2 separate regions of the Homo sapiens genome follow, and region 2 is linked to region 1. A link is a loop called in an ENCODE intact Hi-C map of the cell type or tissue named here. Cell type or tissue: spleen. All regions are shown on one strand. Links, peaks and the distances in the headings refer to the core of each region. The heading gives the core; the rest is flanking DNA. Region 1 has its middle 6.7 kb from the start of RGS12. Region 2 overlaps HTT (huntingtin).

Region 1 (10,073 bases), core at 701-8,700:
CAGACAATGGAAACTGACCCAAATGACCTACATATTGCAATCAGCATGCCAGAATCTTTTTTTTTTTCTTTTGAGACAGAATCTCACTCTGTTGCCCAGGCTGGAGTGCAATGGTGCAGTCTCGGCTCCCTGCAACCTCTGCCTCTCGGGTTCAAGCAATTCTCCTGCCTCAGCCTCCCAAGTAGCTGGGATTACAGGCACCTGCCTTCATGCTCAGGTAATTTTTGTATTTTTGTAGGGACAGGGTTTCACCATGTTGGTCAGGCTGATCTTGAACTCCTGAGCTCAGGTAATTCACCCACCTCAGCCTCCCAAAGTGCTGGGATTACAGGCATGAGCCACTGCACCTGGCGCAGCATGCCAGAATCTTACATCAGCTGTTCTAAGTATGTTCAAGGACTTAAAGAAAAACATTCTTATAAGGAATGAACAGACGGGAGAATTTAAGAAGAAAAACATATGCTATAAAAAGAATCAAATGAAAATTTAAGAAATGAAAAATACAGTAACTGAAATGAAAATTTCACTGCATAGGCTTAGAAGTGGATTGGATATGGCTGAAAAGAAAATCAGTGAATTTGAAGATACAGCAATAGAAATGGCCCAGTCTGAAGCATCTGGATAAAAATGATTGCAGCAGCATGAACAGAGCCTGGGCACGTGTGGGCACCATCATGTGGCAGACTGCATGTGGAACTGGGACTGCAGAAGGAGTTGAGAGAAATGAGGTAGAAAAAATGGTTGAAGAAATAAAGGTGACAGATTTCCAAAATGTGGTGAAAAACATAAACTAAACATCCAAGAAATCCAACAAACCCCACACAGGATTATTAGAAAATCGCACCCAGAAACATCATAGCCAAAATGCCGAAATCCAAACAGAAAGAGAAAAATCTTGAAAATAGCCAGAAACAATGACCTTACATGAAAAGAACAATGATGCATATTTTGGCTGACTTTTCATCAGAAATAATAGTGGTCAGAGGACAATAAAATGACAACTTTGCTTTTTTTGTTTTTTGTTTTATTATTATTTTTTTGAGACGGAGTCTTGCTCTGTCACCCAGGCTGGAGTGCAGCAGTGTGATCTCAGCTCACTGCAAGCTCCGCCTCCTGGGTTCACGCCATTCTCCTGCCTCAGCCTCCCAAGTAGCTGGGACTACAGGTGCCCGCCACCACGCCTGGCTAATTTTTTGAAATTTTAGTAGAGACAGCGTTTCACCATGTTACCCAGGATGGTCTTGATCTCCTGACCTCATTATCCATGTGCCTCGGCCTCCCAAAGTGCTGGGATTACAGGTGTGAGCCACCACGCCCAGCCTGCTTTTTTAAAAAACAATTTGGCAACATGCGTATGTATCTGGAAAAATATACTTCGTTTCATCTGTTTTTGAACCTTCTATAAATAGAATCATTTTGGCGTGTTCTGCTTTTTTCACTCAGCATTCTTCTGTGATTCATCCGTGGTGATGTCTACAGCAGCCTGCCATTTGCTGTCCCAGCTGTGTAGTCTCCAGTGCATTTTAGTGTCACACTGAGCCCATTCCCTTACTCACAGGTGTGTGAGTAGGTTCACTTCGTAAATCCATGTATGTTGCCTATGAAATTCTGCATTGACCGTCTGGGTCTCTTTCACCTGTGCTGGGCCCCCCTCCCTTCTTCAGAGCTGCTCTGCATTCTGCTTTGTGCCCGAAGGCCGACCTCTGCGAACTGCAGCCACCAGGCTCCCTTTCCTTCTGGCTTCTGGTTGGCTTTGGCCAGTGGGATACACCAGCAGAGATGGGAGCAGGAGGGCTGTGCTCTCTCTGGAGTCTGATAGCCCTTCGTTCCCTGAGCCTCGGCGGCCCATAGTGCTCTACTGTTGCCCGACCTGGGCTACCTCACTGCCCCCAGCATTTCCCTTAACCTTTCCACAGGTTTGTAAACAAGCCCCTCATTCAACAAACCTTAATCACTCCTTTTGAGTGTGCTATCTGTTTCTTGATTGATAGAGGAATTAATACCAGGAAAGGCCCCAGGAAACAGATTCTCAAAATGGGATTCGAAGGCTGGAATGCTCACATATTTGATGGCTACACAATAACTTCCTTAAGGGGGAAGCTGGGGCCTTAAGAATTCACTGCACACACAGGCATCACGATCACTCAGATGACTACCAGGGCAGGCATGGGTGAGGCCATGGTGTTGGGAGATGCCTGTGGAACTTAGACGCTATGACGACAATGGAGATGTGAATATTGGGTCAAGATAGAACATCCATTGAGATGAAGACAAATTGGAGGGCTTGAATCCCAGCAGAAGGCACAGGTGGAAAATCAGAAGACCTCTGTGATAGCGCAGAAGGGTTTCCTCATCTCCTGGAGCCATAGGACAGACAGGGCAAGAGTCAGGTGCAGGGCCTTGTGGAAGGGGCGGCACAGGTGAACCCTCTTGGTAGGTTCAGGGCACAGGTGGGGAAGGAGTGGGCTCCTAAGGCGTGGGGTGGGGACTTCTCGACAGAAAGATGAAATTAAACTTTGAAGCCACTGCAGGAGGCAGCCCAGACTCCAGCCTGAGAGGACGAGCCTTCCCTTGTTTTCAAAGACTTCACCTCCCACCCCCTGCCCGTTGGGATTTGCTGCATCCCAGCGTAATCTGGACAGAGAGGCGAAAGGTTGCTCTGGGCCAAGGTCAACAATCTGTAGGAGCAGGCGTTTGGGGACACAGGTGGAATGGGGTTCCAGGAGTGCCAGGCTAAGCAGGAAGCCGTACGGGACTGCACTGGCTGATGGCATCCACCTGGGTTTGGGAATTGGGTTGTTGGCTTGAGCCCCAGGGGCGGCATGAGCAATCTGCTGGGCTGGCTGAAGCCCAGCTCACCCTGGCCAATGGGAAGCGCCAGCAGGATGCCCTGGAGGGGAGGGCTGAAGGGCGGGTGTGGGGGTGAATCTGTGTGTGCTGGCTGCTCAGCTGCTCCCTAAACTACCCCACCGCCCCGCTGGGCGACATTAAGAAACATCCGGCGGGGCGCATGGCTCATGCCTGTAATCCCAGCGCTTTGGGAGGCTGAGGCTAGGAGTTCAAGATCAGCCTGGCCAACATGGTGAAACCCCTCTCTACTGAAAATCACAAAAATTAGCCGAGCATGGTGGCAGGTGCCTGTAGTCCCAGCTATTTGGGAGGCTGAGGCAGGAGAATCACTTGAACCTGGGAGGCAGAGGTTGCGGTGAGCCGAGATTACGCCACTACACTGCAGGCTGGGCAACAGAGCGAAACTCCATCTAAAAAAAAAAAAAAAAAGCATTCAGTGAGGGCCGGCACGGTGGTGCATGCCTGTAATCTCAACACTCAGGAGGCTGAGGTAGGAGGATGGCTTGAGTCTGGGAAGTTGAGGCTGCAGTGAGCTGTGATCCCACTGCTACACTCTAGCCTGGGCAACAGGGCAAGACCCTATCTCAAAAAAAAAAAAAAAAAAAAAAAAGGACTATCCAGTGGGAGGCAGAGGTAGCAGCCAGGCCACGGTGCTCAGTGTTTGGTCGAATGCCAGTCTAGATGTCACCGTGAAGGTATTTTTTAGATAAGGTTAACATTTAAGTCAGGGAACTGCACGTGAGGCCAATGACCTTCCACGGTGTGGGTGGGCCTCATCTGAGCAGTTGAAGGGCTTGAGAGGAAAAAGGCTCCCAAGGAGGAGGGAAGGCTGCCAGCACGGTGCTCTGGACTTGAGGGGCGGCGGCAGCTCCTCCCCAGGTCTCCAGCCAGCCAGCGCCTCCCTGTAGAATGCAGACCTGCCGGCCCCCACCAGCCCATGCATCAATTTCTTAAAATCAGTCTCTCCCCTTCCTCTCTTTCTGCATCTCTGTCTATCTGCACACCCTACTGGATTCTGTTTCTCTGGACAGCACTGATACGGAGAGCCCCATAGCATTCTTGGGGCATTTGCAGAAAAGTGGCCCCCACTGAGGACTTGACAGGTGGCCCAGCTGGTGGGTCTTGTCTGGATGGTGGGACAGCAGAGGCAGGGAATCCGGACCTGCGGGCTGGCTGCAGTAAGGGGAGACCGAGGCGGCCGCTCAGGCAGCGTGCGGAAACCATTCCTTCAGCTCCCGCTCTCTATTCATAGCAAGTGCTACGGCTCCAGCAGAGGCCTGTTTTGGGGGTCATGACTGAAGTGACCAGAGCAATGTGAGGGACAAAGGGTGTGCCAGGGTGGCGTGGCTGGGCCTCTGGGAGCACGGGGGCCTGGAAGGAAGGGGGACTGGTGCCCAGCGCTCTGCTACACCTCCCTTTGTCCTGTAAGTCCTGTGTCCGTGGCCTCCTCAGCCCTGGAAGCTCCCAGGGCCCAAGGACGCAGGCCACGTGGTGGCCTCCAGGACCCGAGCCGCGCGCTTAACCTCTCGGGCTGGGTCCGGCGGGCTGCCCCGCCCCGGAACAAGCCCCAGCCCCACTGTCACCGTTGGGGGTGAGCTCGAGGTGGTGCCTCCCGGCTCCTCCTCATCCCCTCTGCCCCCACCCCAGTCCCCTTCCAGAGCAGACTTCTGTCGACTGGCTGGTCAGAGCCACCAGGCTGTGTCCTGGCACAGGAGTTGTGCATGGGCGGGACTCTGGGTTCTCATGCCCTGGGGAGCGCCCGCGCCTGGGGCAGGGCTCCGTAGACTCCTTTGTCACCCCTCAGCTTCGCCGTGAGGAAAATGTCCTGCAAACACCAGCCCAGATGGAGGGAGCCACGGCTTCACCACTTCCTGCCGGTGTGCCGGGCTGCGCTCCAGGGACCGCTGGGGCCGTCACCAAAAGAACGGAGCCCAGGGAACGTGGAGAGGAGCCCAGATGCCTGAGGTGAGCAAGGCAGTGCCTCCGTCCAGCCTGGCATGTCCTTCTGGTTATTCGTGAGGCCACCACAGGGAGGGTCACCAACTGTCTGTTTTGCCTAGGACCGAGGAGGTTCCAGGGGTGCAGGACCTTTGATGCTTAGAGCCAGGAGAGGCCACTCGGCCACCCTAAGGGCAGGTCTTCTGCCCCAGGCCGCGTGTGGTTTCTTTCGACACACTGAGGAAGCCTTTCTCCTGAGATCACCAAATGCAGCCTGCCCGGTTTCTGTTCCCCATTACTGCGTATGCGGTGGGCAAACCTCCTCCGGCCCTGAAAGCTCCTGGCTGCCTGGGGATTTTCTGTGTGCTCCTACATAAAAAGCAGCTTCTGTCACTCAACTGGCAAATACAGTCTCAATTCAGAGTCAGTCCAAATCCATTACCCTAACCCTGAGATATTAATCCAAGCTCCATTCTTGGTTTAAAGCCAGCCCCTGTGGGCCCTGCTCCCCCGGCCTCCTGGGGTGGAAGCCTGTGCTGGGGGCTGCGGTGTGGGGTTTGCTCTCCTCCCTCCCGCAGGTGGATGCAGGGCGAGGGAGTGAGGAGGAATGAGGGTCAGGGGCAGGAAAGGCAGCCTGTGGCAGCCAGGCGGGGCCAGCGCTGCACACCGGGGAAAGGCTCAGCGGGAACGTGTTCCCAGCACTTTGTCTCCCCAGGCCTCAGTTTCTGCATCTGTAAACGGGCATGTGCAGGGTTGTGAGAGGGTCAGAGAGCCCCCGTCAGGCCCTTAGTGCGCTGCTAGGCACCGAATGGGAGCCCGGTCAGCAGTGCCTGCGGGAGCCGACGCTGCTCCGGCAGGATTGAGTGGAATTCCGCCCAGGCCGGGAGCTCCCTCGGGCTGGGGAGGCCTCGGGGACCTGGCTATGATGGTGATCTGGGACTTGATGGGTGAATGGGTTGGGGCCAGCATCAGCTTTGGGCATATATTAGGGAGTTACTGAGGAAGACAGAGAAAAAGGGGCACCTAGTTCTTTTATAATCCTCCGGGAAAAGGTGAGCTCTGAGCGCTACCTGCTCACTGAACAGCGGAAGAGCGAGCAGCGCCCAGGCCCCGACGCTGTGCAGAGCCCCGGGAGGGCGGCGTTTGCGTGATTGTTCAAGGTGGACTCGAAGAGCAACATTTAAAACATTTCCGATGTCATTTTCTTGTTTTGAGGCGATGCTTTCTGATTTATTTCACGTTTATTTTCTGTAAAGGAAAACACCCTCCTAAACATACATTTTCTCAAGGCACATCACATGGTCTGAAAAAAAAAACAAAAAAAGGACATCTTCTCCAAATTGGTATTCCTCCAGCTGGAGCAGCTCTGTTGCTGCCAAGCTTCGGTTCTTTGACAAGAAGAGACATTTCAAAGCCGGGTCCCACAGGAGGGGTTCACGCCACACACGTGGCCAAGCCCTTCCTGATTCCTGAACCTGCCCCTGCCCGCTGGCCTTTGGGACCTCCCCAGCCCCTGGCCCTGGCGGCCCGAGGAAGTTCTGTGTAGGAATAATATGGTCTACTTAATTAATGCATATTTTATTTGGTGACAACGTCCCTAATTGCCATGAGCTCTACTTAGTAACAATATGCTCTATTTAATTAACTTTGTGTATTCTGGTTAAAAACATTATGCTTCATTTAATTTATTTCATCTGCTCACTGATGGTGAATTCCACAACACGGGCACAGGAGGCTGCCCCACCTGGAAGGTAGTCCCGGGACAGAGCATTTCAGATGTGGCAGAGTGCAGGCAAGGGGCTGGCAGGCTCATTTGTCCCACGGGGCCTGGGTGGGGGCCCTCAGCTCCCACATCTCCCCCAAACTCACCGGGCCCCACACAAACCTGTCCCCTTAGCTCTGTTTGGGGGCACGCCAGCCCCTTCGCTCCATCCCTGCCCTGCTTCCCAGCGTCAGCGCCAGAGTCCCTCTGGGTCCTCCCCCTCCCATGGCCGAGCCGTCGAGAGACACCGTGGGCCCGTACCTGCTGGCCCTGAGCTCCCTGAGCCTGCGTGCTCGTTGCTCTGAGCGCACACAAGGATTCGATGGCAGATAAACTACTGCCGCATGGGGAGTGTGCGCAGACCCCCAAGAGTGATGGGCCCGGCGGGTGTGTGGGGTCTGGTGGGCGTGTGGGAGGGCTGGGGCTGGAGTGGGGACACTGGCTTCACAAAGGTTGTGACACAGAGCTGGGCCCTGACAGGAGGGGGGCAGCTGACAAGGGGGCCCCGTGGGTGTGGGCAGCATCCCCACTGGGCAGGAAGGGTGTGAGCCGCGCAGAGGCCTGCCGGACGCCTGGCCACCAGCACTCCCCTCTGGGCCTGGCTTCCTGGTGCAGCTCCTGAGGCACAGCTTCCCCCATGCTTTGGGGCCAGGAAAATACTCACTGGGGACATGCAGGCCCATGGGTGTCCCTTGAGGTGGACCTGGTCAAGCTCTGACGAACCCCAACTCTCTCGGGAGGACAGATGGGGTTTGGGTTCCTCTGTTGCCTGGGTCGGCTCAGACCCTGACACAAGCAAGCCCCCAAAGTCTGGAGGTTCCTCCTTTCCGGGACGTATGGACCCTGGCATGTTGCCACAGGCCCAAGGGAAGGCTAGGGAAACACCTGCTTAGAGGCTGACAGGGCATTCCAGGGCCTTCTGCAAAGGGATCCGGTCCCCGTGAAGGGACTCTGGGCCTTTGCACCGATTCCCACATGGAGACTGCATGAGGCATGTGGCTTGCTGGGGGCCTCAGGGGCCCCAGGTCCCAGCTCCCAGCTCTCCTTGTCTCTAATTATGGACGCCGTCAACCCTGAGTGAGCCGCCATCCCCCCACCCCTACGAGCCCCATTGGTGTAGCCCCTAGAGTGGGCTGACTCCAGCCTGGCTGCCCACTCTGCCTGCCATTCCCTGCCCAGGAAGTGCATCTACCTGCCTCTGCCATCAGGATCCTGTTGCCCTGCTGTGGGAGGGACCCAGTCCGAGGTCCCACCTCCCCCTATCAGCCTCCACCTGCTGAGGACACCCACAACCAGGTCCCCAAGTAAGGTGTGGGCCCCTCAGAGAACATTGTTTTACATGTTTTCTTATTGGGGTAAAACACACATGACGTACAACTTACCAACTTAACCATCACAATTTTTTTTTTTGGAGACAGGATCTCATTCTGTTGCCCAGGCTGCAGTGCAGTGGCGCGATCTTGGCTCATTGCAACCTCACTTCTCAGGCTCAAGTGATCCTCCTGCCTCAGTCTCCTGAGTAGCTGGGACCACAGGCACGCACCACCACGCCCAGCTAATTTTTTGTGTTTTTGGTAGAGACGGGGTTTCACTGTGTTGCCCAGGCTGGTCTCCAACTCCTGAGCTTAAGTGAGCCACCTACCTCAGCCTTCCAAAGAGCTGGGATTACAGGCATGAGCCACCGTGCCTGGCCTACAATTTTTATTTTTTACTTTTTTAATTAGTGCAAATCCCATAGTATATTTATATATTTTTAATTAACAAATGAAAAATTGTACAATCTGATGCTTTGATATATGTTTACACTACAGAGTGATTAAGCTAATTAATGTGTCCCATCATTCACATCCCATTTTTTGTGATGAGTACATTTAAAATCTACTCTTAGAGATTTTCAAGGGTACATTATTATTGACTAGTCATCATGCTGTACAATAGATCTTCTGAACTTAATTCATCCTGCATAGCTGAAACTTTGTGCCCTTTGACCAATGTCTCCCCAATTCCTACCCACCCACAGCCTCTGGTAACCTGCATCCTACTCTCTGTTTCTGTGACTTGGACATTTTCAGATTCCACATGTAAGTTAGACCGGGCAATATTTGTCTTTCTGTGCCTGGCTTATTTCACTGTTATAATGTCCCCCAGGTTTATCTGTGTTGTTGCAGATGGCACATTTCCTTCTTTTTAAGGCTCCAGAGTATTCAGTAATTCACGATGTTTTCTTTATCCACCTAATCCATCGACGAGCGCTTAGGTGGGTTCCACATCCCGGCTATTGTGAGTGGTGCCGTGCTGAGCCTGGGAGTGCAGACGTCTCTTTGACACACTGATTTCATTTCCTTTGGATACATACTCAGCAATGAGATTGCTGGATCACACGGTAGTTCTAGTTTTGATTTGTTGTGGAACCTCCATACTCTTTTCCATAATGGCTGTATCTTAACCATTGTTAAGGGTACAGCTCAGGGGTATCAAGCACCTTCACACTGTTGAGCAAACATCTCCACCCATCTCCAGAATGCTTCCATCTTCCCAAACTGAAACTGTCAATAACTTCTGTCCTCTTCTCCCCCGCCCCTGCCACCCACCCTTCTACTATCCGTCTCTATAAATGTACCTACTCTAAGAACCTCCTATAAGTGGAATCAGACAGTATCTGTCCTTTGTGACGAGCTTATTTCACTTAGCATAGTGTCCTCAAGGGTCATCCGTGTCGTAGCCTGTGTTGGAATGTGGGGGGACGCCCCCACACCCCGAGTCCCGTGGAAGAATTATCATCCATCCCACTTGTTCAACTCAGGAGTGCCTCCTTAAGCAACTGTAGCCTATGAGCTGTGGGTAGGGCCGCTGAGCCGCTGCCTGGCAGGCACGGAAGAGCAGGTGCACGCTTCTCCATGGCCCTCCCTGTGCCAACAGAGGCCGCCCTGCCAGTCTGGGCCCAAGAGTGAAGCCTACAGGAGGAGAACCACAGGGGCCAGGGACTGACCACCCAGAGACTTGGGCATGGTTCTGTGTCTAGCCCCTCCAGATGGACTGAATGAGTTTTGCTTAATTGGCAAGACCTACCTTTTCAAAACCTTCCAGCATGACACTTGACACCTTCTCTCCGTCTCAGGCAATTTCTCCCCACTTCTGGGGGCCCTGGCTTTCACGGGGATGGACTAGGGTGCTTCCTCCCACAGAAACAGCTTCTTGGGCCACCCCCCTGCTGGGCATGAGTTCTCTCACAGGCTCGGTGACCCCTCGTATGAGCTGCTCGTCCTCTTCCCCTACCCCTGTCCATGAGGCACCTGGAGGCCGGGCAAGTGTAGAGGAAAAAGCCAAAGGGAAAGAAGAGACCTGCAGGTGGTGTTTCCCCATCTCTCACTCAGGGCCACTTGTCCCTGCCCTGGAGCCTCAGGAGGCTGAGCTCTGCGGCCTGCTTCCTTCTGGCTTGGCGCTGCTCTGGAAGATTCCACCATCTGCGCATAGGCAGGAGCCAAGAAGGTCCACAGTTTTGGGGGGGCCAGGGTGGGGGCAG
Region 2 (10,073 bases), core at 1,322-9,321, 84 kb before region 1:
GCTACAGTGGGCTGTGATCGTGCCACTGTACTCCAGTCTGGTCAAACAGAGTGAGACCCTGTCTGAAAAAAAAAAAAAAATCCATTGCATACTTCACCGTAGCGAAACATGTATGTCTTACCTTTCCTTTCCTGCCTGTAGCTGCTCTTTTACACTTAACAGCCACACTAAGCCAGCCTTAAATGAAAAACAAACCAGCACTTCCTGTGCCCTCCTGCTTCCTTCATGAGGGGTCCCTCCCTCTGTGTACACTCCATTCTCATTGCCCATGGTGGTTTGTTTCCCTCTTGTTTCTCAAGCCATGGCAGCCTGCCTCTTGCCCTCTTTACTAAAAAGGCCTTTGCAGAGGCTGCCTGTGTTCTTTCTTTCTAGGTCTCTCTCATCCTAGGCCCTCCAGCTTGATTCTGTGGAGCTGCCCTCTTGTCACTCAGTAGCTTGTGGGGTCTTCTCTGTCTAGCCACTTAATTGATTGTGTTCCTCGAGTTGCTGTCCATGGTCTCTCGTTACTGTTTTCTCTGTGTTTCTGCCTCTCTCCTTGGCCTTGGTAGGTCCATCCCCTTTGTGACCTTGGCTGTTGCTCTCATGGACAACTTTCTCTTGCTGGTCCTTGTAGTCCTGGCATCCAGCTTCTCGACACGGGACTTGTCCTGCCAGTACCTCAGACTTGCACTTAAAATTGAACTAGCACCACTGTCACTCTCCAGGGCCTCTTCTTGTTAATTAGATCATTAGGGATGTTCAGAATCCCAGCATCATAGTATGTTCCTCCTCCCGCTACCCCAGGAACCCTAACCTTACCTCCTCCTCTCTATCTACTAGGAGGTGGCCCTCAGAGTCCGTCTCATCTTCCACCTGAACTTCCCTAATAGGCTCCAGCAGCTGCCACCCCGGGGGCTGAGTACTTCCTCCATGCCTTGTGCAGTGCTGAGCCCTTTACCTGGGTTCTCCTGTTTGCTCCTTATTACAGCCCTGCGAACAGATACTGCTCTTAATTCCATCTTACACCTAAGGAAGCTGAGGCCCCAGGTAAGGTGCATCCAAGGTCACCCAGGTAGTAGACAGTAGAGCCACGATCTGAACCAGGCAGTCTGATTCAGAGCCTGTGTTGACACTCAGCCACCTAGAACACAGCTTGGATTGTGGGTTTCTATTACCTGTTCAAAACCCCTACATCCCGGGTCTGTCCCTGCACGTGCTCTGTGGCCTGGCTGCATCTTCCTTGAAGGCAGTGCATGCCTCTTCACTCAGGGGGCCCATGCAGGAACAGAGGGCCCCACAGAAGGATGAGGCCAGTGCAGAATGGGCTGGAGGGGACAATGCTGACCAGGAAGCAAGTGTAGAGAAATCCCAGGAAACCTGGAGGAGCCAGAGACAAGGCATTAGAACTCCTCGTCGTGACCTGGTCTGCATTCTCTGAGTGTGCTGCTTCTGTTAGCTCGCTTCCTTGGTCTCAGGTTATAGTTTAAGGCATTGTGGAGCCCTAAAAAGCCTGTACTCTGTTTTTACCTGTTTTAGGACCCTTTCACTTTGGGGATGTGTTGATTTTTTTTTTTTTTTTTTTTTTTTTTTTGAGATAGAGTCTCGCTCCATTGCCCAGGCTAGAGTGCAGTGGCACGATCTTGGCCACTGCTGCCCCTGCCTCCTGGGTTCAAGCAATTCTTGTGCTCCCGCCTCCCAAATACCTGGGATTACAGGCACCCGCCACCACACTCGGCCAATTTTTGTATTTTTAGTGGAGACAGGGTTTTACCATGTTGGTCAGGCTGGTCTCGAACTCCTGACCTCAAGTGATCTGCCCACCTTGGCCTCCCAAAGTGCTGTGATTATAGGCGTGAGCCACCACACCCGGCCTGAAATTTAAATCAGAAATAAAATTTTGATCCCAACAGTGATGCCAGGCAGCCCAGATCTGGGGGAGAGGGTGGCCTTGGCCAGCTGGGCCTTTCTCTGTTTCCCAAGTCTTGCTGCCTCTCCCTGCTGGGCTTTGCAGCCTGTGCATGTCTCTGTGCCTTTGACCTTGTTTATCCAAAGGAGAGGATAGAATGAAGTCATGATTCCTGGAGCCCTGAGAAGGATGCTGTGGAGAAATTTGCCGGTAGAATCTAGCTGAGTGTGTTGCTGAGGTGCCAGCATTGTGTGTGGGGAGGCTGACCGCTTGGCCTGCCTAGGCCCAGGATGCTCCATGGCCGGGCACAGAGGCCACTTGGCTGTCAGGTGTCAGGAGCCTGCAGAGGGCACACAGAGCCTGGACCGCAGGGGGGTCCTGCTTTCTCACCTGGCCTCCTTCAGCATTTCTGTCCCTCAGTCCTTAGCAAGCCCAGGAGCTGTTGAGTTTGGCAGGTGCCGAGTGCTGTTCCTGCCTGTGTAGCTGTGGCTCAGTCCTGTGGGGGCCCCGCTGTGGCCCGAGTGCAGTGATTCGAGGCGCTGAGTGTTCCCTGACTCCTTCTCCAGGAGCTGTGTTCAGACTTTCGCAGCTCTTGGCTTGGAGCTCCTGGAGGGCTTGGCATTGCCGACCAATGTGGAGGTCGACAGTGAGAGAGGAGGAATGCTAGCTTTCTTGACCAGTCCATTAAATAAGTGGGATATTGGCCAGGCACGGCGGCTCACGCCTTAATCCCAGCACTTTGGGAGGCTGAGGCGGGTGGATCACGAGCTCAGGAGTTCAAGACCAGCCTGGCCAACATGGTGAAACCCCCTCTATACTAAAAATACAAATATTAGCTGGGCGTGGTGGCAGGCGCCTGTAATCCTAGCTACTTGGGAGGCTGAGGCAGGAGAACAGCTTGAAACCGGAAGGTGGAGTTTGCAGTGAGCCAAGATTGCGCCACTGCACTCCAACCTGGGCAACAAGAGCAAAACTCTATCTCAAAAAAAAAAAAAAAAGTAGGATATCTGTTTCTGCTTAGAAAAATCAGAATTTTCTAAATGCCAGGTGTTCTGAATACGTAAGTATGGGAGACGACTCAGCCTGTTTCATTTTTATGTAAAATCTTCGCGTAGCCATGTGGCACTGGACCGAGATGAAAGCAAAGACATTTCTCCTTAACTTTGTTTCTAGGAATGTTCCGGAGAATCACAGCAGCTGCCACTAGGCTGTTCCGCAGTGATGGCTGTGGCGGCAGTTTCTACACCCTGGACAGCTTGAACTTGCGGGCTCGTTCCATGATCACCACCCACCCGGCCCTGGTGCTGCTCTGGTGTCAGATACTGCTGCTTGTCAACCACACCGACTACCGCTGGTGGGCAGAAGTGCAGCAGACCCCGAAGTAGGTTCATAATGCCCCACAGCCCAGGGCGCCAGCCCAGCACCCTGTCCTGAGACTCCCAGTAACCTGAGCTTTGGCCACCGTTAAAGCATTTTCATTTTCCATTTTTTGTGAGGGCTTGTGAAATTTCTGCTGCATATTAATATTCCTTTCATGGACAGCATATTATTGGGACAAACATGCGGTCCAGCTAAAGGCATTCAAAATAGCAGTTGCTTTCTAAATGCGATTTTCTTTGGCAGGTTCTTTGACACCATTGCATCTTGTGGGATATGCTTGTCATGCTCTGTGGCTCCTACTAAGTTCTAGTCCTTAAATTGGTTCCATAGCCAGACATGTTGCAATGTCTTAACCTCATTATAAAGTAAATGTGGTTCTGGTTATCCTTAGATAATGAAGTAACAGTGTAGCAAATTTCAAAACCTCTTGGAAATGTTATTTTACCATTCAAAAAGGCTTACTAAGGTTCTCGTTATGGGTGGCCCTCTTTTTGCAAAAGGTTTTCAGGCTTAAGCTCCATTTCTAGGTGCTCCAACACTCCATTATTTGTATATGTATGGAAATAAAAGCTGTGACCACCCCCAACCCTGGCCCCCGCCCAGCTGAATCCTCAGCACAGTATTTCTGGAAGGCTCAAGATCCCACGCTGGGGAAAAGAAGTTCTGGAGACAAAAGAGGGCAGGTGCTGCCGTGCCTCTCTGCTCAGTATGGATACTGGACCTTGTGCTGCCAGGGCTCCCAGTAGGGCCAGTTCATGGCACTCAGCTGGAAAGTCCACTGTTGGGAGGCATTCTTAACCATCCACTCTGTGCCGTATGTAGTGGGGTCTGGTCATTCTGTTGGAGGAGACAGACCAGTGACGACATTTGAAATGCTTGGTGGATGTCTTAGGCCTGTTACGATGACTGAGCACTGTGGGGGCAGGAGACAGAAAGTCAGTGTCTCCTAGTTCTGTGCTGCTTTAACGTGCATAGAAATCAGCTGCGGATTCAGCAGATCACTCCTTTTCTGACAGATGGGCCTGCTTACTCTGATGTTATATCAGAAAGCTCTGAATCTGGGAATTGTGTCCCCTGAATTGGAGTAACAGAAATGCTTAGATGATGAGTGTTTAAAAGAAATAAACCAAAGGTAAATTTAGTTTGGAATTCAGCAAGCGTCTTCATTCAGCCCTCTGAGGGCAAACTACAGCTTTTTGTAAATGTAGGTAAATTCTGTGACTGTTTCGTGACCCCCTCTGATCCAGTTTTCCTTTATAACCTTCTGTATTGTTCCTTCTATTATCCTGAAATAACATTAATAGATTAGGCTGGGCGTGGTGGCTCATGCCTATAATCCCAGCACCTTGGGAAGCCAAGGCGGGCAGATCACCTGAGGCCAGGACTTCGAGACCAGCCTGGCCAACATGATGAAATGCTGTCTCTACTGAAAATAACAAAAATTAGCCGAGCATGGTGACAGGTGCCTGTAGTCCCTGCTACTCAGAAGGCTGAGGCGGGAGAATCGCTTGAACCTAGGAGGAAAAGGTTGCAGTGAGCTGAGATCGCGCCACTGCACTCTAGCCTGGGTGACAGAGTGAGACTCCATCTCAAAAAAAAAAAAAAAAAAAAAAAATTAATGGATCAATGGATTTTTAACCTAATAATTAAATTTCAAAAAATATCGTTCTTTAATGGTAATGTAAAGGTAAAATTAAGATAATATGTAACAAGCATGTGAGTGTCTAAGGTGTCCCCGTGGTGGAAGGAAAAAATAAATCCCCATAAGTGTCCAAGATGCCCATAGAGAGCAGAGCTGTTCTGGTTTAAACCCCTGCTCTTAGCACTGTGTTTTTCCAGCTGTGGGTGGTGGGGGATGAGTATCTTTTTATTTCCATGAGATGAGAAAAATGAATTACTAGAAGTGTGAAATACAAAACACAGCTGCTCTTTTTTTAGCCATAGACTCAGCAGCCATAAAATTGCTGTATCCAGTTGCAGAAATTCCTGCTGCTTACTCTTGACCCTCTCTCGGTTTGTGTGCATCTCCTCTCAGGCTGGCTCCCAGATGGGAGCTGGCTCCAGGCGACACTGGGTGCTCTGCTCCAGGAGGTCCTTATGTGGGTCCTGCCCTAGCCTAGCCCCTCTCTTATGGACTCTGTCACTGTGGGTTTATGATTCACTCTCAATCTGTCTTACCTCTTGGTGAACTGTTAGAGTCCTGCCTATACTTTGGCGCTTGTGGGTGTGTTGTGGTACACATGATGTGTTGGTCACTTCCCAGCTCATCTTGTTCTGAGTCACCCTAGATTTGGGACATTCATTCGCCACCAGTACCGGGCGGTGTATGGCCTGAGATTTGGGGGGGCTTGTGCTGCTACAAATTGGGGCTGAATTTGAGTTGACAGTGGACCTTCTTTATGTCTACTGCTCATATTTGAATTGCAAATACTGCCTCTTCTCTTTCAGAGGCTCATTACCCTATAGCTGTATTATTGCAAAGTGCACAATTACAGCTTGAGTGTAAGTCACACTGCGCTGGCAGGACGGCCCACTGAGAAAGGGCACGTTTCCTGTTCGTTAGTTTTCACATTGACACATAATTTACAATACAGTAAAATGTACTTTTCTATCAACTGTAGTCAGTAACAGCCCCCCTCCCCCAACCACATCAAGATATAGAGGAGTGCTGTCACTTCAAACAGTTCCCTCTTCCTCTGCCACATCCTGCCCCTCCCCAGGTCTAACCACCAATCCGTGCTCTGTCCCTCTGTTCAGCCCATTGCAGAAGGCCATAGAAATAGAATCTATAGGCTAGGTGTGGTGGCTCATGCCTGTAATCCCAGTATTTTGAGAGGCTGAAGTGGGAGGATGACTTGAGGCTGGGAGTTCAAGACTAGCCTGGGCTGCCTAGCAAGACCCCATCTCCAGAAAAAAAAAATTTAAAAATTACAATCACGTCCCTGTAGTTCAGCTGCTTGGGAGGCTGAGGCAGGAGGATCACTTGAGCTCAGGAGTTAGAGGTTACAGTGAGCTATGATCGTGCCACTGTGCTCCAGCCTAGGTGACACAGCAAGACGTTGTCTCTGGGGAAAAAAGAAAGAAACGGAACCACGCGGTGTGCAGCCTTCTGAGTCTGGCCCCTTTCGGTGAGCAGTGTCTAAAGTTCTGTCGCGTGTTGCCCACGCGTCGGTGGCTCGCTCCTTGCAACTGCTGAGCATTGTATGGCTAGGCTGTAGTTTGTTTTCACTTCACCAGTTGGGAAACAGAGAAAAGGCACTTTTTAAAAAGTTTAAATCTGTAGAATTTTGGTTTTTACCAGTTCTCTTCTAAATCCTGAGGGATTACAGGAAAAGTTGTTGTATTTCAGAATATTCTTAGCTTGATGTGACCTCTGTCCCCGTTAAGGCCCTTTGCCGCAATGGGAAGGACGTCGCTCGGTCAGACCCTGAAGGTCAGAGGGGCAGTTTGGGAGTGTGTCAACATTTTAACTGTATGGACTAGAGCCAAGAGTCTCAAGGTTTATAATTCCCACGTATTCAAAAAGAAAAAAACAATAAAGTGAGAAGTCAGTGTAGAGTGAAATAACCTGTGTTAGTGGGGAAGAAGTGTTTTTAAACAGGATTTCCATAACGTATAACATCAACATGTTTAGAGTGGTGATGTTTCATTGGGAAACGAACAGTAAAACATGAAAGCAGGGAGGTTTTCATTCTGGCAGTTGGCAACTTTCACGGCAGATGGAGAATTTCAAAAGCAATTGCTCAATTATCAAACATAGCCAGTGTGAGTTCTGAAATAAAGGTGCTGATTGAATGTGCAGCTTTATGGTGGATTTTGCTATTCAGGCAAGCATTTTAATTTTCTGCCTGTTAAATTCTGTTTTCTTTAGTTTTTCATATGTGGTTTATTGTAGCTTAGGAATAGATAACTGAGAGTATATATTACACATACAACATTCTGATATGGCAATATTTAAAACAACTTGTCTGTTTTAGAACTAGAATTAAACATAATCATCTTCAGTATTTTGCAAATAAGCTCACTGCCATCCAGAAACATTGTCAATGCATCTGTTGCTCCTTCTAGAAGACACAGTCTGTCCAGCACAAAGTTACTTAGTCCCCAGATGTCTGGAGAAGAGGAGGATTCTGACTTGGCAGCCAAACTTGGAATGTGCAATAGAGAAATAGTACGAAGAGGGGCTCTCATTCTCTTCTGTGATTATGTCGTAAGTTTGAAATGCCTGTAAACGGGGTTGAGGGAGGTGGGGACCAGGAGAACATCCTGTGTAGATGACACTTGCATGGACCCTCTGGAACCCAGACCGCCCGGTGTCCTGCCAAGCTCCATCGAAACTAAATCTAGAATGAATGTTTACTTCTGCTGTGACATATAATTGGAGACCAGGCCTGGCCTTCCAGTCACTGGATTCTAAGTTGGACTGTGAGAGTTTTTGCAGCTGACTCATTTATCAAATGCCCGGCTATTGGCTCACGCCTACATGATGCTGGGTATGTTTGTTAATTTGAGGGAAGCAATGGAATAATAATAACTAATGATTTAAAAAACAAAGTAAGTGCATTGACTGTAGTGGGGTTCTGATTTTAAATTTTTTTAAAAATTAATACCAGGAGCAGTGGCTTATGCCTAAATTCCAGCAACTCGAGAGGCTGAGGTAGGAAGATCACTTGAGCCCAGGAGTTTGAGACAAGCCTGGGCTATGGTGTGAGACACCCATCTCTAAAAAAATAAAAAATAAAAAATTATCCAAGTGTGGTGGCTCGTGCCTGTAATCACAGCTCTTTGAGAAGCTGAGGGCGGAGGATGGCTTGAGCCTGGGAGTTCGAGACCAGCCTGGCAACACAGAGAAACCCTGCCTCTACCAAAAAAAGAAAGAGAGGAAGAAAGAAAAATTAGCCTGGCGTGGTGGTGCATGCCTGTGGTCCCAGCCACCTGAGAGACTGAGAAGGGAGGATTGCTTGAGCCCAGAAGTTTGAGGCTGCAGTGAGCTGTGACTGTGTCACTGCACTCCGGCCTGGGTGACAAGGCGAGACCCCTGCTCTAAAATAATTTTTTTAAGTTAATTTGTAGAAAAGGTGTTAGATGTTCTTTGTCACATTTTATGATGGATTCCTGTTTAAATGCCGTTCTCTTTAAAGAAAAAAAAATAACTTGTGGGAGTTTTTAACCATAAAACTAGCATCACATATTTACCATGGAGAATTTACAAAAAAACAAATAAACGGAGGAAAATAAAACCTCCTGTAATCATACTACTCAGAGATAACTTGCTGTTAGATTTTGGTCTAGATTTAATACTTTTTCTATATTTATATTAAAAATATTTAAAACATATGCATTTCTTTGTCACAAACATGGTATCTTATAGATACTACTGTCACATAGCAAAACAGTGTTAAATATTCTGAATCAGAAAAGGAAGCCGACTCTCCAACTGAAAGAGGTGTTATCCTAGAGACTTTTTCTGGTGATGACAATTTATTAATAGTCACTTTTTGCTTTACTTTCTCTATTGAAGTAGTTTTTCTATTTTGTTCTACTTTTAAGGATAATATAATTTATAATGCTGTTTTTCACAGAAATATAAGAAAAAAGATACTAATTTTATAAGTTAATAAAGTTTGATCATCCCAAATCCAAAAATCTGAAATCCAAAATGCTCCAAATTCTGAAGCTTTTTGAGTGCTGACATTATGTTCAAAGGAAATGTTCATTGGAAGGTTTCAGATTTTCGGATTTAGGGAGCTCAACAAATAAGTATAATGCACATATTTCAAAACCTGAAAAAAATCCTAAATTCAGAATACTTCTGATCCCAAACATTTCAGATAAGGGTTATTCAACCTGTACTGTCAGATGATCCCAAATGAAAAATATTAATCGTTAACCAAATATCAAGGAATTGATCACATTTTACAGTTTCTGCCTAGGATTATGAATCAAGATGAAAAGGCTCTGCATGTTTAAAAATATATATTTTTATTTTCTTATAAATCTTAAATATCTACACTTAAGATTTATTTGATATGTGGGATCCATTCATATTTTGGATTCAACAGTTCTGTCAAAACTGTGGCAGTGATAGGGGATTCTTTTTTTCCCACTGAACTATCACAAAATTGGAAAAAGAGTAATTGGAGAACCCCACTGGCTTAGCCGGCCCGAAGCCCGGGAGAGGGCAGGCAGTGCTGTGGATGGGGTCATCCCAGCGCAACGCTGCCCCTGCTACCTGCGGATCTCGCTGAGGCCTGCCTTTGTCCTTTGACCCTTGGCCATTTGTTAGTGTCTCTGAGAGCTGGACTGCTGTACCCTACTTCCCCAGGGGGCCTAACTTCACACAGCCTCTGCCGCAGTGCGTGGTTGGAGGTGACGGCCTTGGTAAATCGAGTTTCCTACCTCCTCAATTATTTGTGCTCATACACTGTATATTTTTAGTGAGGTTTATATTTGGGATGTGTTTTCTCCTTCTTACCCTTTCTGGCCTTTCTATGGCATTAATACCTGGTCTCTTCTTGTGTACTTGAAAATGAATCTCTCATCATATTTTTCCTTAGTGTCAGAACCTCCATGACTCCGAGCACTTAACGTGGCTCATTGTAAATCACATTCAAGATCTGATCAGCCTTTCCCACGAGCCTCCAGTACAGGACTTCATCAGTGCCGTTCATCGGAACTCTGCTGCCAGCGGCCTGTTCATCCAGGCAATTCAGTCTCGTTGTGAAAACCTTTCAACTGTACGTCTTCATCCTGCCGACTATTGCCAGTTGCAGTTTTCCCTGCCTTAAAAATGGAGTATTGAAATTTT

Evidence for each region. Hi-C counts contacts between places; a loop is a spot of excess contacts. Peaks named below come from ENCODE experiments on the same cell type or tissue, not always from the same donor. Only the 100,000 strongest peaks of a DNase experiment are listed, where the experiment ranks them.
Region 2: a loop joins it to region 1, with 2.2 times the contacts of the local background. A loop is called at or near these places in 12 of 110 quality-filtered maps.

What each region holds. Positions count from the first base shown.
Region 1 is chr4:3,281,261-3,291,333 of GRCh38, forward strand. It overlaps a transcript of RGS12 not described here. Among named protein-coding and RNA genes, the nearest start is that of RGS12, 6.7 kb to the right of the region's middle. In spleen, for the core only: no CTCF peak of the experiment used is centred there; DNase peaks (open chromatin) are centred at 2,911, 4,301, 5,061, 7,161 and 4 weaker places; H3K4me3 peaks cover 1,154 bases; H3K27me3 peaks cover 5,544 bases.
Region 2 is chr4:3,196,674-3,206,746 of GRCh38, forward strand. HTT (huntingtin) reads left to right here. Exons shown (of 67, transcript NM_001388492.1): 41 at 3,059-3,266; 42 at 7,334-7,475; 43 at 9,823-10,002. Among named protein-coding and RNA genes, the nearest start is that of MSANTD1, 47 kb to the right of the region's middle. RefSeq lists a silencer at 6,384-6,483 and an enhancer at 9,409-9,703. In spleen, for the core only: no CTCF peak of the experiment used is centred there; DNase peaks (open chromatin) are centred at 2,318, 3,188 and 5,939; H3K4me3 peaks cover 1,378 bases; H3K27ac peaks cover 3,750 bases.